Linked DNA regions of Homo sapiens: all the other regions are linked to region 3. The links are chromatin contacts, found by Hi-C or POLR2A ChIA-PET in ENCODE. All regions are on one chromosome and are shown on one strand. The core of a region is the stretch at or near the end of the contact, and the rest is flanking DNA. Distances in the headings are between cores, read along the strand shown. Region 1 has its middle 72 kb from the start of PRPS1. Region 2 holds the start of NCBP2L (nuclear cap binding protein subunit 2 like). Region 3 holds the start of PSMD10 (proteasome 26S subunit, non-ATPase 10). Region 4 has its middle 27 kb from the start of PRPS1. Region 5 overlaps TSC22D3 (TSC22 domain family member 3).

What was found. A loop is a pair of places that touch in the nucleus more often than their neighbours do. ChIA-PET counts read pairs that join two places held with the same protein, here RNA polymerase II (POLR2A). Pooled maps may share reads with other maps.
Region 1: a pooled map shows a loop between it and region 3 (4-fold over the local background). The contact joins the enhancer-like site here to the promoter of PSMD10 in region 3. A Hi-C loop is called at or near these places in 1 of 168 maps with a recorded cell type or tissue (chondrocyte), 6 of 37 single-sample maps with no recorded cell type and 14 of 50 pooled maps. POLR2A ChIA-PET finds 5 or more read pairs at or near these places in 4 of 52 experiments (CD4-positive, alpha-beta T cell, GM10248, MCF 10A and 1 more).
Region 2: a loop to region 3 is called in a map of CD8-positive, alpha-beta T cell, with 5 times the contacts of the local background. The contact joins the promoter of NCBP2L here to the promoter of PSMD10 in region 3. A Hi-C loop is called at or near these places in 3 of 168 maps with a recorded cell type or tissue (CD8-positive, alpha-beta T cell and naive thymus-derived CD4-positive, alpha-beta T cell) and 9 of 50 pooled maps.
Region 4: a loop to region 3 is called in a map of gastrocnemius medialis, with 8 times the contacts of the local background. The contact joins the enhancer-like site here to the promoter of PSMD10 in region 3. A Hi-C loop is called at or near these places in 1 of 168 maps with a recorded cell type or tissue (gastrocnemius medialis) and 8 of 50 pooled maps. POLR2A ChIA-PET finds 5 or more read pairs at or near these places in 1 of 52 experiments (BJ).
Region 5: a loop to region 3 is called in a pooled map, with 4 times the contacts of the local background. The contact joins the enhancer-like site here to the promoter of PSMD10 in region 3. A Hi-C loop is called at or near these places in 1 of 168 maps with a recorded cell type or tissue (chondrocyte), 6 of 37 single-sample maps with no recorded cell type and 16 of 50 pooled maps. POLR2A ChIA-PET finds 5 or more read pairs at or near these places in 5 of 52 experiments (CD4-positive, alpha-beta T cell, GM10248, MCF 10A and 2 more).

Annotation. Positions count from the first base shown.
Region 1 is chrX:107,699,215-107,701,914 of GRCh38, reverse strand. No RefSeq gene overlaps it. Among named protein-coding and RNA genes, the nearest start is that of PRPS1, 72 kb to the right of the region's middle. RefSeq lists an enhancer at 914-1,415. Within about 2 kb of position 1,319, at least 11 of the 41 ENCODE cell types and tissues checked have a DNase peak (open chromatin) inside an H3K27ac peak, as active enhancers do.
Region 2 is chrX:107,776,346-107,779,165 of GRCh38, reverse strand. NCBP2L (nuclear cap binding protein subunit 2 like) reads right to left here and starts at 1,433. Exons shown (of 2, transcript NM_001348372.2): 1 at 1,308-1,433.
Region 3 is chrX:108,090,189-108,092,888 of GRCh38, reverse strand. PSMD10 (proteasome 26S subunit, non-ATPase 10) reads left to right here and starts at 1,347. Exons shown (of 5, transcript NM_002814.4): 1 at 1,347-1,482. The coding sequence starts at 1,369. It overlaps ATG4A (autophagy related 4A cysteine peptidase), which reads right to left and starts at 1,111. Exons shown (of 13, transcript NM_052936.5): 1 at 1,053-1,111. The coding sequence starts at 1,062. RefSeq lists enhancers at 909-1,148, 1,199-1,598.
Region 4 is chrX:107,653,981-107,656,803 of GRCh38, reverse strand. No RefSeq gene overlaps it. Among named protein-coding and RNA genes, the nearest start is that of PRPS1, 27 kb to the right of the region's middle. RefSeq lists an enhancer at 1,391-1,685. Within about 2 kb of position 1,328, at least 18 of the 41 ENCODE cell types and tissues checked have a DNase peak (open chromatin) inside an H3K27ac peak, as active enhancers do.
Region 5 is chrX:107,728,295-107,731,024 of GRCh38, reverse strand. The region is part of intron 1 of TSC22D3 (TSC22 domain family member 3); the gene reads left to right. Among named protein-coding and RNA genes, the nearest start is that of TSC22D3, 46 kb to the left of the region's middle. Within about 2 kb of position 1,349, at least 14 of the 41 ENCODE cell types and tissues checked have a DNase peak (open chromatin) inside an H3K27ac peak, as active enhancers do.

The DNA of each region.
Region 1 (2,700 bases), core at 70-2,569, 390 kb after region 3:
ACTCCTAACTAAAAGAAGGGCTTTCTTGAACTGAGTACATTGCTAGCCCCAAACAGATTCAAGTTTCTGTTATTAAGGAAGTGAAGAACAGACATTGGAGTAGGCAACCAGCAGTTTCTTCTTCAGGTGTTTGGATATATTGAGAGATGAAAAGGAGGGAGAAGAAGAAATGAGGAAGAGAGCACAGGAAAGAGCTTCTCAGGCTCTGTGACCACTGACTTCTACACAGAGGGTTATGCCTACTCAAGCAGGTCAGAGCTGGCTGACAGGTGTGGCCATATGCTTTGGGAACACAGTGAAAAGAGCACATCCCTGAGGGTTGGGGGAGTGTCCCTGCTGCTGCAGAGCTGTTTTGCCAGAATGGCCCAGGCAAGGGGGATCTCAGGAAATGACCCGAGAGGCCTCTTACTAAAGAAATTGCAGAAACTGGGAGCCCAGACTATGCTCTTAAATGTCTTTATGGAGGCAAAGGGGATAGTGATCCTTAAAATAGGCAGCCTCAGGTCAAAATCTGCGGCCCTGATATCCAAAGTCAAAATTCTAGAAAAGATCCTCTTAGTTTTTAATGGCTATAAAAGGAACATCAGCACAGAATCTTCAAATCTTGGAACTGGGAGAGGGCGGGTGGGACTGGAACTGGGTGGGAGGTAAACCACTTCCCACCAATCACACTTTCTTCCACCCTGCAGTCTCACATTCAGGACAGACAGGCTGTGTTGAGAAGATGTTAATTTGAGGGAATTATTTTTTATGGGAATGTAGCTTTTTGCAAAGCTAAAAGATTTTTTTTGTGGGTAAAAATTATTCAGTAACACCCATTTCCTCAAATGTAGGATTACAGGATCCATTTCAACAGTCTTCAACCTTGCTGAAGAGCAGTTGCTAACCTTATAGAGAATGACATAGACAGCTGAGTATCACTGAGGGCCAAATCATTCCCCATAAGTTCTTTCTCCTTCTCCCTCCAAAGGCATCAATATCATCTTGGCAGTGTCTGCTCTGAAGAAGGTCAAAGCATATGTTTTGTTGTTGTTGTTGTTGTTGCTGTTGTTGTTGTTTGCCTTTAGCAAAAGGCAAGGGGCCCTTTAGAACTCCTTTGGTCTTGGGGGCTACCAATTGAACTCTTCTACTTCGAGTTGTTTTTGAAGGTCCTATAGCTTGATTACCTTCAATCTCCCCCGTTGAGCCTGTGAAATGGGACACCAGGGCATTGTTACAAACCGCTGGGGAAACTAGGACTTAAAACATTTTTTTCCTGCCTCTGGGCAGGGCTCATGCTGGTGCCAGGCAGAGATATGGACGTTTGTCACCTGATCCTGCCCATCCAGTGAGCAAGAATTACTCAGGCAGAACACAACTCTTGCCCCTCCCACAAATGCTGAACATTCTGTTTTTTGCTCTTAGGAAGAAACTGGTAAATAACTGCATTCTCTTCTCCCAGTTGTACACCCCCCTTCTTTGCAAAACCAAGGAATTGGGTCACATTACATAAGTCTATGTGGTTTCAAAGGGCTGAACACTGAGATTCAAATTGTTGTCACACACACATGTTGGAGCACAGCCTGTGCTCTCCTGGATAACACGAAGAAAAGCTGCTGAGTTCCAAAGTTTGACAAGTTGATTTTCCATATACTTCCGATCATTCTAATCCATGTAATCTATTTGAGTTCCTCTCCCAGAAAGGCATTAATCTCTCTTAGGAGTACTTAAAACTAGCCCAGACAGGTAACCCATTTGAGTAGGGAAGGGGAAAGTTACCAGAAATCCCTGCCATCAAATTATCAAAGTCAATCCCTTCCTTTTGTAGATTAAGTCATTCAGTCATTCATTTGTTCATTCAACAAATATTTATAGAGAACCTATTATATGGCAGGGTCTTTGACAGATGAGGTTCCCAATCTCATGGAGGTTACATTCTAGTGGAGGGAGGCAGACAGACAATAGAGAAACAAACAAGAATAACATCAGATAGTAAGGAAACTGAGGCTGGGAGAGAGGAAGGAACTCGCGTGAGATCACAGTCCAGGTCTTCTGACTCTCAGTATCTTCCTCTTTTCTCTGAACATATATTAAGCACCTACCATGTGCCAGGCACAGCACTAGACACTGAGTTTATAGGATGAATAAGACAAACAAGGTTCCTCTTCCTGCAGAGTTTATAGTATAGTTAGGGAGACAAAGTGAATAAACAAAACAAAACAAAACCAAAAACAGAGAGACTTCTGGTTTCAGGCCCAGCATGTAAGGAGGTTAGCAGTTGCCACTCCATCCCAACAACAAGTAAAAAGCTGAACAAACTGAAAGATTAACAACTCTTCTTAGATCTGTCAGAGAAGTGGAATCACAGGGCGAACTGCTACCTCAAAAATTAGAGAGAAAAGCTGATATAGAGAATCACAACTTTCAAGAACAGAAATCTCTGTGGGAACCAGTGCCAGGGAGAAAATTTGAATTTTAATTGACAAATTCCTGGAGGCTCAGTGTGAACAAGCCTGAGAGTTAAAAACTCCAGGGGTAACCAGTTATGGTGGGGAGAAGGGAGGTGCCACACTTTTGTGAGTTTTACTTCCATAAGCTCTACATGTCCTTACAGTGAGTATCAGGTAGAAATATCATGCTACCTGCAGAGGGAGGGGAAAGGGTACTATTCTGAAATATGCCAGAGCATTCTGTTCTTAAAAAGGCCTGCCCAGGCTGGGC
Region 2 (2,820 bases), core at 184-2,683, 310 kb after region 3:
ACATTAATAACAAGCACTTCTATAACTATACCAGCTTCCATGTCTCACATTTTATTCTCCAGTAACACTGAACTGCTTTGTAATCCACACCCGGATATCAGCATACACACTGTTCTCAGCCCCAAGCCTCTGTTCACTAGTCTCTCTAGTCTCTCTACCTAGATTGTCCTTCTCTTCTGCCAGAGCTAACCCCTCCTCCACACCCAAGACATGCCACCCCCTATTCCCCCTACACACACCAGGCCTCCATTACCACTTAGTATTTGTACTGTTTTTGTCTGTCTGCAGCTCTGTTTCTGCAGCTAGACCATGAAGTCTTTGGGAGTTTGTCCTGTTTTGTTTACCTCTGAATCCCCACTTACACTATACCTGACACAGGACAAGCACACAGTGACTGTTGAATGAGTTCATCCAAGAAAGAGATGCCCCTTATACCCTCTTTCTGCTCCACCCAGAAAGCTACCAGCTCTGTCTGGAAGTGGGGGCCCCCCTCCGCTTTCTTAGTTTATGCAAAACGTTTTGCTGCTTGGAGTCTCTCCATCCAACGCAATATATGTCAGCAAAGCAAGGCTTCACAGAAGGGAGCCAAGGTGGCCCTGCCCAGTCAGCCTTCTCCTGAGGAGGTGTGCAATATGTCAATACAAGCTGGACTTGTATGCAAATACATACCAGCTCCTGAACTCTATCTCTGAACTATGTAGTTTTTTTATATCTCAATTATATTTACTCTTGATCAACCTGGATATAGTATGGAAAGCTGTACTGAATTATTAACAATACTGCTTGAGAGCAAGGACTACAACAAGGGAAATGTCAAGGGGACAGAATCTTGAGTTTAATGGTGCCAAATGCCAAGAAGGAAATACTTCTACCAGGGCCTCATCCCAAGGTTATGCACAAAGATAAAAGGACTCAGGCAAATATAGAAACAAAAGTCCCAGCAGTTCACAAAACACAACTTAAATAAACATTTATGGGTCTAATATATTTTGCTATAACGTTTAACATGAAATAATTATAAACAAGAGGAAAAAACATAAACACTGTAATTACAAAACAATTTAGTAGACTATAAGTCTACACAATGCAGATGAAATTTCATATTCTACTACCTCCTCTGGCTTTTACCCAAGAACATTTAAAAAAAAAAAAAGCGAAGAAGAAGAAAAAGGGAAATTAATACATCTAAAGGGTTTGCTTTTGAGAGGAGAAATAGAGACTCCTCAGCAGTCTGTTAGAACGAAAGGACCATACTCTCAGTTTTGCAGGTATGGTCAGTGACCCCCAGCACCTCTTTCACCTCTGACCTTGGGATCCTGTCAAGAGCGAGAAGTACGGCTTGTTTTTGGCTTTCCGGCTGCTACAGCATAGAGACCACAACCCCACCTCCATTTTCCCCAAGTTGCAGGGCACATATAGGACCCACAGGGCCTTGGGAATAAGAGTTACAATAGTTGGCCGCTCTTTGCTCTTAATCACAGGCCTGATGCTTGTGGTACCCGGAGGAAGTTTCAAATCTATGGAAGTCCAATCCGCAGGGACTCAGGCCAAGTGAAGCTCCACTAGAAAAAAGGGCGGCTCTGGCCCTAATTGGTGTTCCTGCCTATTAGCTGGAGCTCTCTTAGTGTAGGAGCGTGTTCCTGCCTATTAGCTTGGCCACAGAACTCTCTTAGTGTAGCAGCTCCGCCTCCTACACTTCTTCCCTGCTACTCTTGGAACCAACGCACTGTGGATTCCACCAGGAGGTACCTCTGGTGCCTCTCCGAGCTTCTGTGACGCAGGCAGAGAACGTTCAACGTCTTGGACACTAGATGGCAGTATATGCTGCTCTATTTCAAAGGCCAGACTTGTGAATGAAGGAGCCGATGCGGGGGTGGGGAGTACTGACTGAAATGTAAGTCAGTTTTACGTGAAAACTGAACGTCATGAAAAGTTTAGTTTTTTCAGACACTAATCGTTATTTAATCCTACACATTTAAAGTATTCCAAGTCTCTGAGTCCTGAGAAACCCTGGAAACCCACCACTTGCCCACCCAGAACATCCCTCCATCTTACAGAGCTGGGGCACGCCCCTCAGGCCTGTGAACATGCAATCGCTACATCTATTGAAAGGGTAACGACAGACGGAGATCAACTAAGGTGGCAGGTAAGGTTCAGAAAAGGAGAAGGACAACAAATTTGGAGAAATAGGAGAAGGTAAGTGAAGTGAGGAAAAAGAGGGGGTGCTGAAGTAAGAAATGAGGGGAAAATAAGGGAAATGGCGGGGGTAGGGGAGAGAAAAATGAGAGAAAAGAGGAAAGGGGAGAAAGGGGAAATGAGGAAATAGAGAAAAGGAGAAAAGAAATAAGGAAAGAAAGGTAAAAGAATGGAAATGGGGGAGAAAGTAGAGGAAATGGGTAAAGAAAAGAGAAAAAATAAGGGAAATAGTGGAATGAGTGGAAGCAGAAGAGCAGAGAGAAGGAAGGGGAGGACTGAGGAGAGACGGCGAAGGGGCAGAGGGAAACCGGGACAGAGACTGCCTCTGAGGGGTTCAGGGAAGAGAGGACACAGCGAGCTGGGGAAAGGAGGTGACGATATCGTTAAGTAAGCAGAAAGAGACAGAAACTGAGGAGAGTTTGAGCGTGCTTCTCTGAGTTTTGCTTACGGCATTTATTGGGTACTCCTAATGTGTGCCTGGCACTCTCTGACTCTCTGCAGAGGCAACCGCTCTCCTTGCACGCCCCCCCCCCAGAAAAAGGGGGGCTTTGGAGGGCGGCAGTTTAAGGCTACAACACTTGGGGCTCTCGAGGGCGTCGTCTCTTCTGTAGGGGGACCCATTCG
Region 3 (2,700 bases), core at 98-2,597:
AAGATTAAATAGGTAAAAATTTCCTAACAGATCAGCATTAACAGATGAACACTTAAAATCAATTTTGACAATAGGGAACACTAATTCTGAGCCCCAATTAAGCAAAATATTATCCCCTAAAAAGAATTCTATTCTTCTCATTGGTAGTCTTCCTGTATTACAAAAAAAGTACTCAATTACTATTATATTTTGAATTTCATCAATAAAAATTTGTTGAAATTTGTTTTCTCTTTTGTCATAAAAGTACCAACAAAATATTCTTGATTTTGCCTTTTGGCCTACAAAGCCTAAAATATTTACTATCTGGCTCTTTACAGAAAGTTTCCCAACTCCTGTTCTACACTATAACAGGATAAACATAAACATCATGAGTCTCTTTCTTGAATGTATTCTTATCGTTACCTAGTTGTGGCATAATGTCCTCTGGATATGCCCTATAAAGGATCAGTCTTGCATTGCTTCTGCTATGGCACTATTTGGGATTTCTATAAAAAGAAACACTATTAGCTTAATAGTTGTAGCAAAGCCTTGACAACATAGTTAATATCGTGATATTAAAATGCCAACACCACAGCCCGGTATCCTTAAGATGACCCTCATCAAGCTGTGATGTCACCAGGCTATGGACTCACCGAGGTCTCTTAGATATCAGGTGGCTCCCACGGCATCACACCCTGCCTTTGGCATCACCCTGGCACATCACCTCAGTACGGTGCCATATGCTATCACTGCTGTGGTAGAACCCTGTCCTGATGCCACACCGCCGAGATGTCAGAGTAATTAACCCCCACTTCTTTCCACTCCCTAGGCGGTGGCAGGGAGGGGGAGGGTAGCCACAGTCACCGGTTCGAGCTCAGTAGGTAGTACTCAGCTCCAACCCTTGTCCCTTCCGCCTGCCACTGCAGGTCAGGAACCCCGGGGGACAGGACCTTTAGGCTCTCATAACTCTTGCCCTGCCCCCGAACCTGTTTCATATGGCCGACTCAACGACCCGCCAGCGACTACCCACCCCGGCTCTTTCACACGGTTCCACTCAAAGCCGCTCCCCGTACCTGACTCCATTCTCCAGCTGTCATCCTGGGCCAATTCCACCGGCAACTTGACTACGGACGGACGGTCGCTAGGATCCCTGGGACTTGTAGTTCTGCACTGCTAGGGGCCAAGTCTGTGAGGGCAGCAAAGGCGCCTCCCTGCCCGGAACTGCTCTCAAACTGCAACTCCCAGAGGCGCCGCGCGACGGGAAAAGAAAAGGGAACGAGGAAGGCCGGTGATTGGTGAAGCTCTAACGGCTGTTTTGACTGGCGTAGCCGGAGCCGGCGACGTGAGGCGGGCGTTGCTCGCGCGACAAGTAGTTGCTGGGACAGCGAAATGGAGGGGTGTGTGTCTAACCTAATGGTCTGCAACCTGGCCTACAGCGGGAAGCTGGAAGAGTTGAAGGAGAGTATTCTGGCCGATAAATCCCTGGCTACTAGAACTGACCAGGTAAAGCAACGCTAGGTCTCTCCGCAGTCGGCGACGTCGGCGAAGCCCTACGTGGCTTTCGGGGCCCGGCCCTAGCGGAGGCCCCGTTTCTGAGAGAAGCAGAACCCCGCCCCCGCCGCCCCAAGCAGTCCCCCTGGGTCACCTCGGGACTCGCGATAGGCCTGCGGGAGCTAGCCCCACAGACCTCAGATATTTTCCCGTTGGCCCGGAGCTCCGCTCCCTGATTTTTGGATAGTTCTAGAACGTCTACCGCATTTCTCAGAAACTCCCAATCAGTGAAAAGGAAGGCTTTTTATATGGATTTATTTACCTTTACTAGTAACTGTATTCAGTAACGCATGTGAAATTGAACGCCCCTTCCGTGCCAGGCAGTTTGCTAGGAGCTGGGGATACGGTGGAGTGGAAGATGCAGACAATAAAATAAGCACAAAAACATGTCCGATTACAAATTGTGGTAAATACTCGGCAGAGAAGTTTACATGGTGCTTTCAGAACACGTTAATAGGAGGATCTGATGCTGAATATGACTGTCGTTAATTGGAAAAGTTTTTGCAAAGAAGGGAAGGTTAGTTAGACTTTGAAGCATGAGTGGGATTTCCATGGGGGAATGAGTGGACATTCTAAGCAGAGGTAGACAGAAGTTTAGAAGTGTTTCTTTCTGCCCTCCTGCTCACAGGACTCTCGTGCTTTCATCCTCAGTTTCTAGGATTCATGGTGCCTTTAGTAAGCCCACAAATATTTATAGATGGCCTTGTGTTTCGCAGACAGTGTCGTAAGCACTAGTGAGACTGTCCCATACTTACAGATCTCCATTTTGTGTCTTTTGGGAGAGAATTAGAAATCAAGAGACTGTTTTCTCTTTTCTGGAACTTTCCTTTATTACTCAACCTGAAAATGGCCTTATCTTTACCTGGTTTACTTCATTATGGTCTGGTGATATTTAAGGATTTAAATTTAAATGTAATACTTTATATTAAGATTTAATACTCCATTGGAAATTTAACCATTCTTCAGTCAAGTCAGTGGCTTAAAAAGGGAAAGGAACTATTCAGCATCAAGAGACGTAAAAAACATGAAGAAATGCAATTTATGGATCTCGTCTGGTTCCTGATTTAAACAAACCAACTGCAAAAAGACATTTGGGAGACAGTTGGGGGCAATCTGAATACAGACCGGATATTAGACATTCTAAAGGAGTTAGTGTTAATTTTAGTAAGT
Region 4 (2,823 bases), core at 79-2,578, 440 kb after region 3:
TAACCCAAATTTATATCTTCTGCATTTAATACACTTAATTTCTTCACTGTTCCCTAGCTTTCCTTCCATTCCATAACCTCTCCCACTGTGTCCTTGTCCTCTTAAGACAAACACCCAGGATATTTAAGGCTGGCCTAGTTTACAGCCCCGTTGCTTCAGCTTCTTGACTATCTGAAGATGGCATTTGGGCAAAAATGTATTGATGATCAAAACCTCTACTAGCTACAATGGCTGCCTGTTCAGTCCTCCTGGTGAGGTCCCTCAGGCACCTTAAACTTAGCAGTTCCTAAACTTCAGCCTCATCTCCTGTGCTGCTCAGTACCAGCATCCATCAGTCACTCAGGCCAGAAAAATGTAAGTTGTCCTTGACTCCTCCCTCTCTTCCAATCCCTACATTGAAATATCACCAACTTCTGTTGAATTTTCCTCCAAAATATATTGTAAATTGTTCTTCTGTCCCACCAGCACTTTTCTCACCTCAGCCACCTTCCTCTCCCACTTGGGCAACGCACAGCTTCCTAACCAAACTCCTTCCTCTACATTTGCCCCTTCCCAACCCATTCTTCACATTACTGCCAGTCTATTTTAAAATCAAAATCTCATCCTGTTGATGCCCTGTTTAAAATGCTCAATGGCTCCTCTTCACTCCTAGGATAAAATTCAAACTCCCTAGTGTGTCTTACAATTAGGGTTCCTGTATAATTTACTACCAAAATCAGGACCCTTTTGAGAGTGAAGGGGGTTGCTGGTAATAAGTATGCAGGGACAATAGACATATGTACACTCTCCTTATACAGTCCCTTATGATCTAGTCTCACCAGCCCACCCCTCATCACAGCTCTTCATCCTACCCGAAAATACACACACACACACCCCCCCCCCACACACACACACACCCACACACACACACACGCCACTTCCTTTGGGGTGTCCAGGTAAACGTGCTATTCTGCCTGCCTGAAACACCCTTCTCTTCACTCGCTCTTTGGCCAACTTCCAGTCAACTACTTCAAAAGTCAAAGTATTTTTCTCCAGGAAGTCTTTCCTGACTCCCAAGGCTGGCTTGGGTGCCCCCCCGCAACCCCCACACTCCCATAGCATTTTGTTCTTCCCTCATCATAGTACTTATCACACCACATTGTAATTACCCATTTCCCTATCTGTTTCTTCCTCTACATCAAGTGCATCTCAGCGTCAAGGACCACGTTAGGCCGCTTCTGCATTCCTAGCGTCTAGCACAGTGCTTGGTGTGTGAAAATGCACTGAGCTATGCCCTTAGGGCGTGCACACATTCCTGTCTGCTGAATGAGTGTGGACTGGGCACGGTGTTGTCCCGTGGTTGCGGAGGACATACAGGGGAAGAGGGGGCCAGGAGGACCGACAGGTGCCACTCCTTCCACTGCTGCCACTCCTTCCACTGCTGGAGCCCCCAGTCCTGTTGCCCTGGGTGCCCCTTCCCTCCATCCTCTCTGCTAGGCGCCCCCTAGTGGCAGATGGACAGCAGTGACAGGCCCTGTGAACCAGGTGGCGGCGGCAGGAAAGGAAGCGAGTGTGTGCGCGTGGAGGGGGAGGGGGTGTCCTCAGCCAGGAGGCAGCTGTGCAGCCAGTCCTAGGGAAAGCTGGGATGAGGCTTTAGCCAGGGAAGCCCGCCCGTCACCGTGCTCCTTCTCTGCCTCACTGCAGCCCCTCCCACACCACAAAGTCCCCGCCCATTGTTATCATTAGAGGCTCTACCCCAAGAACTTTGAGGGCGATGACTAAAATTGGGCTGTGTGGCTCCAGGCTGCTTACAAGCGGGAAAATCTCTGCTCAGCATATTACCCAGGAGGAATGGATTGGTCAGACCTGGCTGGCCTGTTTTGTTTTATATTCAAACCCTGAATCAGAGCCACACCATGAGTGAGCTCATGGCAACTCTATGGGTGAAGCAACAAGAACCCAGCCGCAGCAGTTAGTGGACACGCCAGAGGGGGGAGGGGTGGGGACTTGGCTAAGAAGATAAAATCTTGAGCCAGTCAGAAAACAACAACAAAAAACACAATGGGGCTGAGGGAATAAGGCCTATTGTCACCCTGTACAGTTTCAGCTATTTTTGCTTCAAAATGAGCTTCCCCTTATTTTTTATAGTTGGCAGCTGAGCTATTGGAGGAATGAATATATTGGGGAAGAAAAGCTCAGGAAAGGGGAAGGATGGGGAGAGAAGTCTGACTGTCAGTGGAGAGTCTCTGGTTTTCCTTAGGGCACGGGGTGGGGGGACAGTAGACCAAGGAGTGGGCATACAGTAGCCCATGAGCAGTGAGGACTAGGGAAGGAGGAGCCACACCCACATGGGCAGGTTTCTGAGTCTCAGGCTCATTCCTGCCTCAGCCTCCCAAAGTGCTGGGATTACAGGTGTGAGCCACCGCACCCACACACTATTTTATTTATTTATTTCCTGGCTCCTAGAACTGAACACTTATTTTAAAAAATAACTTTATAGGACGGGCACGGTGGCTCACGCCTGTAATCCCAGCACTTTGGGAGGCTGAGGCAGGTGGATCACTTGAGGTCAGGAGTTCAAGACGAGCCTGACCAACATGGTGAATCCCCATCTCTACTAAAAATACAAAAATTAGCCAGGTGTGGCGGCGGGCACCTGTAATCCCAGCTTCTTAGAAGGCTGAGGCACGAGAATCACTTGAACCTGGGAGGCGGAGGTTGCAGCGAGCCGAGGTTGCACCACTGCACTCCAGCCTGGGCTAAAGTGAGACTCTGTCTTAAACCCAAACTTTAAAACTTTATAGCAACAAATAGCAGTTGAAGAGTTGTAAAGAGTCAAGTAAA
Region 5 (2,730 bases), core at 100-2,599, 360 kb after region 3:
AATTTCTTCGATTTGTCTTTTAGGGCTGGCCCGAAGGCCATTTACATTTGATTTTTGTGAAGGAGACTGGGAGTCTCTCTTAAAGCGGGCATTGCTAAGGAAGGCAGGTCCCCTACTGCACCCCTGAAGCTATGGGCCCCATGAAACTCCAGGCAGCAGGAGGGCACAGGTGGCATAAAGGAACAGGCAGGAGGAAGGTACCCGAAAAGGAAGCAGGAAGGTTCTGAAGACAGACTCCTACTTCACAGTTTACCCTGGGGGCCAGCCCTGCACAGACCGTGATTGGTGACATTTTGTTTCAAAATATGTGTTTACATTTGGTTTTTGCTTATACTGGATTATACTGGTCTTTTGTCCCCTCCCCAGCCTGGTGTCTGGTAGTTTGTACTTATTTGCAGTTACTGAGTGGCCTGTCCTGAGAATGGTCAAGCAGCTGCCCATAAACAATCTGCTAGTCCCTGAATTGAAATGGAGATGACCCATCCCATCCTGGCATTCCGGGGGGGCTTACTCTTCCAGGGAATTAATTGCCTTGGGAATCCTTTAGTCAATTGAAAGAAACAGGCCCCACCAAAGGCCTTCCCCACCATGACCCTGATAAGGACCCTTTTCAAATTCCTCTGCAGCTGTATGAAGGGAGTTCAGTGGGAAGGAACACTAGTGCAGGTTCCAGTTGCTGCCTGGAGTGCAGCTGGGCCTGGAGCCCTCCTCAAAACAAAGCACAACTCCAGCTAGAGGCAGCCCAGTGCTTTAAAATCACACACCAGGGAGTTTCATCTGATCTCTGCCATTTGCTTGCTGTGTAATCCCAGGCAAGTTATTTAACCTCTCTGAGCCTCAGTTTCCTCATCCACAAAATGGGTCTAATGATAAGGTAATACCCAACTCCTAACAGCGTTGACAAGATTCAAAAAATTAACGTTATCTAATGTCTTTAGCGCAGTGCCCACTAAGCAATCAGTACATGGGAGCTGCTGATATTATTTGGACCCAATGAGGCTTTGAGATCTCCCAGAGGTAGGTCAAGTCCTAACAGCTGTCCATCCCTGCCCTCTTGTTAAGTTAAAATTTTCATAATGTCAGGTTTGCTTAAAGCAAGGCCCACCTGCGGGGCATTCCCTGCACTGGTGATTCATGAGTGGGAGGCATTCCGCCCACTTATTTTAAGCTGTTCTACATTTTCTTCCCCCTGACATGGATGTGTTTACACAGGGGAGGACGGTCCCAGTCAAAACAAGATGAAAATACACTGCTGGCTGGGAGCCCCAGGCTAACTGGTTTCAGGTCCTCTCCCAGCTGTCAACACCTCACAACAGGGCCCCGGGGGTGGAGAGGGGGATGCCCAGCCCCACTCCCCTGCCTCCCTCTGTCGGCCCAGCTCTGCCTGGTGTCAGGGAGTTGGCTATCACCTGGTCAAACTAGAGGGAGCTCCAGGGCTGAGGTTTTTCCAGAATTTTACAAGGGCAAAAAGGAGTGGTGATGAGGGGCAAGGGCTTCCCTCGCCAGCTCTAGTGTCAGTATTGTTTCTGCTGCCAGGGCTGCCTAGTTCACAGGCAGAGAAGGCCACTGCCAGCAGAAAGTAGCAGAAAATGGTCAAAGAAAGCTCCTCCAGCGTCCTGCCCTTCTGCCTGGAATTTCTCCCACTAGACTCATTCCTTTGGGTTCGCAGCAGGCTCTTGGTAAAAAGAAATTACCCCAGGGAAGGAGAATCCATCAACCCCAGCAGCCACAGACTCTTCTGGGGGTTAATTTCTCAGCTATGCCACCGTATAAATGAGGCAGTAGAGCTGGGGGAGGATGCACCCAGGGAGGATGTTTTGATGAGCAAGCAAACGGGGTCTCCCAGGCAGGGAGCACTGAAGATTAACATCCCCAATATGCCCAAGGCAGCCTTGCTGCTCCTCACGACATCTTCATAACAGCTTGCTTTCATTTACCAAGAACAGAAGGAGAAAACAATCTCCTTTGCCCTAAACTCTACTCCTCTTAAAGCTGCCCACTCAGAGGCAGTTTGGTTTCTTGCCAGCGAGTCTTCAATATTTGGCCACATTTGCCTGTCCCCTGAAATCCCAAGGCCACCAGATAACCAGGACCCATTGTGAGGCCCCACCCTAGGCAGCACCCCACCAGTCTATACTTAGCCAGCCTGGGTTGCTTCTCCCAGAAGCCCCTCCCACTATTCTGACCAAGCTGAGGCAGGTCATCACATCCCTTCCCTGAGAAAAACTAAACAATTCCCCTTCTGAGAAAGATTTTCCATTTTAACAGGGCACCTCAAGACTTCAAACCCAAGGGTGACATTAATGGTGAGAATTTCCTTTATCTTAGTGAGTATTTTTAGTCCAGATGGTTTTTGTCCTCCCCCCACTCCCATCATTCCAGCTGTATGGCTGCCACTCACTCAGAGCGTCAGGCCTGCTAGCCCTAAATCCCTCTTTGATATTGGTGCCAGCTGAGACTTGGCCACCCTGCTCCTGGGCTTTATCACCCTCTACTGCTCACTGTGGGTGACCTATTCCCAACTGACCCAGCGCCTTTAGCTAAAGATGGAAACTGACCAAAGTCCTAGCATTAGTGGAGAACCAGGAGCACACACATGGGTGAATTATCCCTTTTGTTTAAGTGGTTGAGCCTTGCTTCCAGGTCATTAGCGGCCACTTACTCAATTAAACTATGTTTGGGTTTCCCAAGTATGTTTGATTTTCACAGGTCTTTTGTGTTTGTAACTGC